Linked DNA regions of Mus musculus: region 1 is linked to region 2. A link is a loop called in an ENCODE intact Hi-C map of the cell type or tissue named here. Cell type or tissue: gastrocnemius. All regions are shown on one strand.

What was found. Peaks named below come from ENCODE experiments on the same cell type or tissue, not always from the same donor. Only the 100,000 strongest peaks of a DNase experiment are listed, where the experiment ranks them.
Region 1: it touches region 2 in a loop (2.5-fold over the local background); 1 of 42 quality-filtered maps calls a loop at or near these places.

Annotation. Positions count from the first base shown.
Region 1 is chr5:108,483,296-108,487,295 of GRCm38, forward strand. Pcgf3 (polycomb group ring finger 3) reads left to right here. Exons shown (of 11, transcript NM_172716.5): 7 at 2,845-2,952. Among named protein-coding and RNA genes, the nearest start is that of Pcgf3, 24 kb to the left of the region's middle. In gastrocnemius, a CTCF peak has its summit at 2,120; a DNase peak (open chromatin) is centred at 2,139.
Region 2 is chr5:108,425,840-108,429,839 of GRCm38, forward strand. It overlaps Pde6b (phosphodiesterase 6B, cGMP, rod receptor, beta polypeptide), which reads left to right. Exons shown (of 22, transcript NM_008806.2): 13 at 615-722; 14 at 959-1,068; 15 at 1,268-1,355; 16 at 1,755-1,855; 17 at 1,958-2,065; 18 at 2,341-2,404; 19 at 2,618-2,692; 20 at 3,267-3,350. Gm34204 (a long non-coding RNA gene) reads right to left here and starts at 3,377. Exons shown (of 3, transcript XR_880561.2): 1 at 989-3,377. In gastrocnemius, a CTCF peak has its summit at 1,520 (motif pointing right); a DNase peak (open chromatin) is centred at 1,533.

The DNA.
Region 1 (4,000 bases), 57 kb after region 2:
AGGAATATCTGCTGGACAGAGGAGACCCACGTACTAAAGACCACACTTAAATGGCTCAGCTCCAAGTGTGGTCATGCAGCAGTTAAGTTGTTTGTGATTCTTCAGTTTACAAGTAAGATATCCTTACACATGGATCTGCTTGCCTTTAGAATAGATTACTAACAATGGCTAAATTCTAATGTATTTTAGATATATTTAGATGTATAATGCCCAAACAATTCCAATTAATGTTTCTGTATCTGTTTGTTTCTTTGTTTTAGTGGGTTTTTGTTTGTTTGTTTGTTTGTTTGTTTGTTTGATAGGGTCTAACTATCCAGCTTTGGCTGGCCTTGAACTCATTGAGTCCACCTGTATCAGCCTTCCAAGTGCTGGGATTAATAGGCCTGTGCCAACATGCTTGGCAGTGTTTCTGTGCCTGTATATACCTAATATTGGGCACATTAGACTTTTTTTCTGTGACAAACAACCGAGAGAAGTGATTTTGTCATAGAGTTTTAGGATTGTCATAGAGTTTTAGGATTTTAAGTCCATGGTCCTTTGGTCCCATTATTTGGGGGTCATAGTGAAGCAGAAGAGGATCATGGAAGGTTATGGCAGAGCAAAGTTGCTTACATCATGGTGGCCAGGAAACACAGGAGTAAAAGCAGACAAGAAGGCCTAGGAGCAGTTACTCTCCAGAAGCATGCAGGAACCTACTTCCTACAGTTAGGCCCTGCCTTCTACGCCTCCCAGGAATGTCATCAGACCGTCCTAGGAAGTTAGGACTCTCCTGATCTAGTCACCTCCCAAGAACCCGCCCCAGAGTTGGCAACCTTAAACATGAGCCTTCAGAGGACATTTAACTCAGCCATATACTGGTGGGTTTTTGTTTTTGTTTTTATCCTTTTTAATTAATGCTAAGTGAGAGTTAAGGAAGTAGGCAGTAATCGTGGTGTCAGAAGCTGAGTTATTTCTGCCTTTGGTGAGTTCCTTATTATTGATCTCTGGGCTTTTGGTGTTCAGGTCACAGTTGTTTTTGAGGCCACTTTGGGTGGCTTCCCTTTGTCAGAAACTGTTCCATGCTCTGGTTTGGGGGCTGCCTTCCATACAATTGTATATGGGAACCTCTCTTTCTCCATTTATTTATTTTGTGTATGTATGTGTACATGTGGGGATGCATGTGTCTGTGTCCTGGTATATGGTGCTGTGGTTGGATATATAAGTCAGGGGACAACTTGCAGGAATCAGTTCTCTCCTTCCACTTGTGGGTCACAGTATCAAACTCAGATTGTCAGGCTTGGTGGCAGGCATTTCTAACCACTGAATCATTTCTCTGGCCAAACACATCTTTAGCTGATACTTTTGCCATCTTCTTGATTGAGCCCTTGCTTCCCTCCACTGTAGAAGGGTCCTGTTCTGACCAGATACACAGCTTATACAGCCTCATACTTGTACGGTTAGGGTTTGTAAAGCATCTGTTCAGGCTAGATGCTAGGGTTCTAAGGGTTCCAGGTCTTTAGGAAAAACAGATAAGCAGATGAAAAGTTTAATAAGGCTTGGCACGATGGCACATGCTTTTAATCTCAGCGTTCAGAAGACAAAAGCAAGATCTCTGTGAGTTGGAGACTAGCCTGGTTTACACAGTGAGTTCCAGGCCAGCTAGTTAACCCTGTCTCAAAAAAAAGTAAGATTTAGAAAAGTTTAACAAAGCATTTCTTGTTTCACTACATGTAAAGTATCTTTTACAGAGTAACTTACAGATATTTGGTTTGAATAAATCATTTTAAGCTTCCCTTGCCATTGGTATATGCTGAGCAATGGCAGGATCTGGTACATGCATATCACTTGGGTCTGAATGTTAGTCTCATGGATGGGGCTTTTGCTGTTTAAGTCAGAAGCTGTTTTCATCTCTTGTAATTGATTATTTCCTCTAAGTACAAGGTGTCAGCTTGGTCTACCCAGTGAGGGTATGCTGACCATCTGAGGACAGGTCATGCGGCTTTGTTGGCTAATGATCCCTAGGAACACAGTGATCTGAAGCCCTGGGTAGCTTCATGACTAGGTGTCTGCCTTCAAGAATAAACTTTCTCTGTAGGTTGGAGGTTTCTGTTTCCTCTTTTTCTTGCATTTCTTTCATGGCCACTACTGCCCACAGCCACTGGGGGCAGTCTTCACTCAGTACAAGACAGACATGGCCACTGGATACTGCTGTAGTCTGTGATGTGACCAAGTGACCTTGGCACACAAATACAGGTTTTCGGTACATGGTTGTTCTGGATCTGTTCTTGTCATTCAGGTGTATCTCCCACCCTCAGCCTAGTGAGAACTCTTCTTTACTTGATGGCAGCTTGTGACCATCATGGCTACAGGGACAGTGGGAGCACTCGGCAGCATGTGTAGATGTCTAAGCTGCCTGTGCCAAAATGGTATGTGGGATATAGGAGTTTACTAGCAGCCACATTGTCACTGATGATGCATGAAAAGTATCGGAGCCCCCTCCTCAGGGTCTGCCATATTCTGAAGAGTTCCTCAAACTGCCTCCCTAGGATCTGTCCTCCTCCAGGTGATGAATATCCCCATACCATCCTAGAGGGCTGAAAAGGTTAGGTCAGAGTCCTGAGCAGTATCCCTACAGCTCAAGAGCCTGTCTTGTTGCACCAGTTCTTCCCACCTTCTTGAATATGTTCTTGAATATCTGCAGCATGGTCATTAAGGTTCCCATCCTGACTTGTGCTTATTTTCTGACTAGTAGCGTCCTTCAGACCCATCATCTCATCTGCTAGTTTCTTCATGTGATGTTAGTGAGCAGTTTTACTATTTAAGTCCTTTCCTACTGAATATTAAAATTGTCTCCATTCTTAATAGCGGAAATGAGGAAACAGAGGGAATTCTATCACAAACTGGGCATGGAGGTACCAGGTGACATCAAGGGGGAGGCGTGCTCAGCAAAACAGCACTTAGATCCCCGAAATGGTGAGTAGTTGCATCAGGCCACCATACAATCCAGAGGTTCATTTATCAAGCTTTCCCTTACAGAACACTTTACCTTAGGTGGTTTTCCCAGAAAGGGACCATTTTCTGATGGTTGCTGAAAAGGTTCTTCATCAGCCCTGGTTAATGGACCTGTTAGTTAAGAGTACAAGAGAGGGGGCTGGTGAGATGGCTCAGTGGGTAAGAGCACCCGACTGTTCTTCCAAAGGTCCAGAGTTCAAATCCCAGCAACCACATGGTGGCTCACAACCATCTGTAACGAGATCTGACGCCCTCTTCTGGTGTGTCTGAAGACAGCTACAGTGTACTTACATGTAATAAATAAATCTAAAAATAAATAAATAAAATAAAATGGGACAATGTATATGTTAGGCTTTTTTTAAAAAAAAAAAAAAAAAAAAAAAAAAGAGTACAAGAGAGGGGGCTGGAGAGATGGCTCAGCGGGTAAGAGCACTGACTGCTCTTCCAGAGGTCCTGAGTTCAATTCCCAGCAACCACATGGTGGCTCACAACCATCTGTAATGGGGTCTGATACCCTCTTCTGGTGTGTCTGAAGACAGCTACCGTGTACTCACATAAATAAAGTAAATAAATCTTAAAAAAAAAAAAAAAGAGTACAAGAGATACTAGAAAATGTCTAGGGCTCATGTGGAAGAGAACAGAATTAGACAGAGGGCCTAAGAAAAAACATGGTGGATAGTCTTAAGATAAACATCTAGCTTTGTTTGCTTTATAATAAAAATCCAAATGCCAGTTGGATTTGAGCGTAAAGTTAATTGGTGCTTTTAAGTCAGTATTTAATAAATTATTCAAATCTTTAAGTATTGGCACTTTGCTAGTGGAACCATATAAGTTCCTGAGAAATATTAAGATCACCCTGTATATGCTTAACAGTCTAAGGAAAGTTGGTGCCTAGTTCCCAGTGGGAACCAGACCAGGCTGGGTGGGAGTTGGTAAGGCAGATGGAAAGGGGAGTATGTGTCCTGAGTATGTGTCCAAAAGTAAGGTTCCATGAGCCAGGCTTCTTAGA
Region 2 (4,000 bases):
CTCTCATGCTCCTCAGAAAACAGAAGCAACAGGCTGATATTTCTGAAAGAAATTTTACTAAATGCTAAGGGAAACAGACAGAAAGAAAGCCATTGGGATAAAAAATATTTCCAAATAATTATTTGATCCTAAATATCATAATGGAAGGGGTAAAGGGTTCTCTTAGCCTGCATCCTCTTGTTGAAGAAAATGTTGAGGCTTCCCACCTTTCTGCTCACAGGCCACATGTGAATCAAACACTCAGGCCTTAAACCAATGGGTTTTTTTGTTGTTGTTGTTGTTGTTGGGTTGGTTATTTAGTTGGTTTTGGTTTTTGCTTTCTCAAAAGATCTCACATGCCAGGGGTCCTCTTTCCATTGTGAGTCTGAACCTTGGGAAGAGAGAGGCATCAAATTCCCAAGGGCTGTTCTTTGTTCTGGTGTGAGAGCCCTTCCCAAACAGGAAGGGGCCAGTGAGAACAAGGAACAAGGGCTCTGAGACCAACAAGATAGAAGTGGAGAAATAGGTATAACAGACTCTAATGCAAGCAGTATGAGAGGCTTGGATAGGCTCTGATATGGTGCTGTGTAGGCTCATATGTGGATCTCAGAACCCACATGTACTCTGCTCCCCAGGTCTTGGTGCGCTTTCTATTCTCTGTCAGCAAAGCCTATCGAAGAATCACCTACCACAACTGGCGCCACGGCTTCAATGTAGCCCAGACCATGTTTACCCTACTCATGGTACGTATGTAAATTGGATGGGCTAGATGAATCAGAGGGCTGGGGCAAGGACCACAGCTAACTATCTTCTGGCCCAAGGATGCCAATTGTGTGTATCCAGTCCTAGCAATGAGTGGAAGGGACCTGGGTGGGCAAAGGGATGGGTTTGGGACACCCCACATCCCCTTTAACCACTGCCTTCTGGAGCCAGAGAGCTGGGCCAGTGACAGGACTCAGGACTGGATCTATTCCCACAGACAGGCAAACTGAAGAGCTATTACACTGACCTAGAGGCCTTCGCCATGGTTACAGCTGGCTTGTGCCACGACATCGACCACCGTGGCACCAACAACCTGTACCAGATGAAGTAGGCTGTGGGGAGGGCAGGCTTGTGGTGGGCATGGTAAACCATAAATCACGCGTCCTTAGGGTGAGTCTTTGCAGTCTGGCAATCAGTACTGAGATGGACCACCTTGAAGATGCAGTGCCACATGGGTCAGACCTCATCCTACTGCCTTCTAACATTGCTTTTGTTGTGTTCCCCTGTTAAATAAAATAAACAACAGATCGCAGAATCCTCTAGCCAAGTTACATGGCTCCTCAATTCTGGAAAGGCACCACCTGGAATTTGGGAAGTTTCTGTTGGCAGAGGAGGTTTGTTCCTGATTTGGTTATGAGTTGTTTCTCCTCTGGGCTGTGGTAGACAAGCAGGAGGTCCTGGGCAGCATGGATTTATCAGTGTGAGGTGCTAAAGGACAGGCTCACATCTAGAGATGTTCCCACATGGGGCAGAATTGCAGTCATGGAGGCAGTAGCTAGGAATGGCCACTAGAGGGTACAACAGATCATGGAAATGGGCAAAGGTATCTGACCCAGGACACTGACAGAGGGTAGACACCAAGGGAAGGCAGGGATGGCCATAAGACTGATCTTCACATAAGTGAAGGCAAGGTTCGAGTGAGGGGATTAGACAGAGTAGGCCCTGAGAGTCAAAAACAAGAGTACCACAGACAACCTCTGCCACAACCCAACACCAACTTATGGTCCCCACAGAGCCTGAACATCTATCAGAACCTGAACCGGCGGCAGCATGAACATGTGATCCACCTCATGGACATTGCCATCATTGCCACCGACCTGGCCCTCTACTTCAAGTAAGAATGCATCAGAGGCAGGAGGTGTGGGCAGAGCCCTCAGTAGACATAGATAACCATGGCCAGTCTGTCACCTACTCCTCCCCTCCTTCTTGGGGTCAGGAAGAGAACAATGTTCCAGAAGATTGTGGATGAGTCTAAGAACTATGAAGATAAGAAGAGTTGGGTTGAGTACTTATCCTTAGAGACCACACGAAAGGAGATAGTCATGTAAGTAGCAGGTCCACTGCTGGCCAATTAGCCCTGCAGACCTCCCTAATCCCAGGGACCGGAGACGGCACAAGGGTTCATAGGCCTCACCACTGAATCCAGAATCTTCCTTAGCACCCCTGACCACCACTTGCTTCAAGCTCAGCTTTCCTTCTTCACCTACAAGGTGGTGACTTGGGACCAGCACCTTTCCTAGGACTGTCCCAGAGAGCTGCTGAGAAAATGTTTACTCTCTGCTCAGAAGGACAGGTAGTCTGCTGTCTGTCTGTCCACAGGGCCATGATGATGACTGCATGTGACCTGTCTGCTATCACCAAACCCTGGGAAGTCCAGAGCAAGGTCAGGACTGATGACCATCTGGACCCAGAATAGCCCTTCGCAGGCCATCCTGGGTCTGTACCTAGGGAGCTACAGGGAAATGGTGTTGGTTTTTGAAGTCATCCCTGGGTACGGCAGTGAGAGGCGCCATATGAACACTGCCTGTAGGACCTTGAGGGGAGGGCCTACTGCTCCTGAACATGGAGCCCCACTATAACTTTTGTGTGTGCTTAGGTTGCTCTTCTGGTGGCTGCTGAGTTCTGGGAACAGGGGGACTTGGAGAGGACTGTCTTGGATCAACAGCCCATTGTGAGTGTTGCTTCCAGAATATTCTATCTTGGCATATGTATTAGAATGCTTGGTAGCGCTCCAGACCCCAGGAATTTAAGGTCCCGGAGTCTTAGCCTTGATTTGTGTGGCCCTTTGGCATGACTATGGGTAATTTTGCATCTTGCAGAATAGAAATCACAAAAAATTGTTAGATTGGGGTTGTAGCTCAGCAGGAGCACCTAGGGTCTATGTGGCTGCAGAGTACATCCATTAGACAGGCCAGTCCAGGGAGGTCAAGTCAGAGAAGGGCAAGCCTAGGGAAAGGCAGGGAGTAGTGGTGGTAGTCCATGGCAAGATAGACAATGAGGTAGTTACAGCTAGGGTTAGGGCCCACCACTAACACCACAGATGGCATCTACATACATGGGAACTGGGAACTACAAAGGGTTGTTCTGACCACTTATCTTCTAAGCCAGCTCTGGCTAGTGTGAAGAACTGTTTGGAGCAGGCTTTAGGCAAGGCATAGACTAAGCAAGAAATAGGTCTTTGCAGCAAACAAAGTCTCATAGGGAGAGACAGCACCCATGTCATCTGCCTGTGTTTTCTTTACAAGCCCATGATGGACCGGAACAAAGCAGCTGAGCTCCCTAAGCTGCAAGTTGGTTTCATTGACTTCGTATGTACTTTCGTATACAAGGTGCGCAGCAGAGGTATTCCATGTTGGCTGGGGTGGACTGGCTCAGAGTGGGTTGGGAATGGACTGAATCCAGCAGGGATCACACAGGGACATTTGTGTGATCTTCACCCTTATTTGATGGGGGAAACCACAACACCCACCTCAACCTGCCCTGCTAATTGTCCCAAAACTTATGACTGTTCCCTCAGAAGCACTAAGTGTATTTCCTAAAATGTCCTTACTCACCTTGAGGTCTCACCTTAAATATCTCTGCCTCAGAGGGCCTCTTTAACCACAATGGGCACACCATCTTCAGGAAAATGGCTACAACTTGTCTACTAGGTATCTGTGAAGGTGATACCTAGTTTTTTGTTGTTTTTTGTTTTTTGTTTTTTTTTGTTTTTTGTTTTTTTGTTTTCCAGACAGGGCTTCTCTGTATAGCCCTGGCTGTTCTGGAACTCACTCTGTAGACCAGGCTGGCCTTGAACTAAGAAATTCGCCTGCCTCTGCCTCCCAAGTGCTGGGATTAAAGGCGTGCGCCACCACTACCTGGCAAGCCTGAGTCTTATCTGTCTCCAATGGCATACCCCAATACAACCTGAAGAACATGATAGCAGCCATGTTCCCACTAGCTGGTCAGGCACCGATGAACTGCCAAGTCGTTAAGTTCT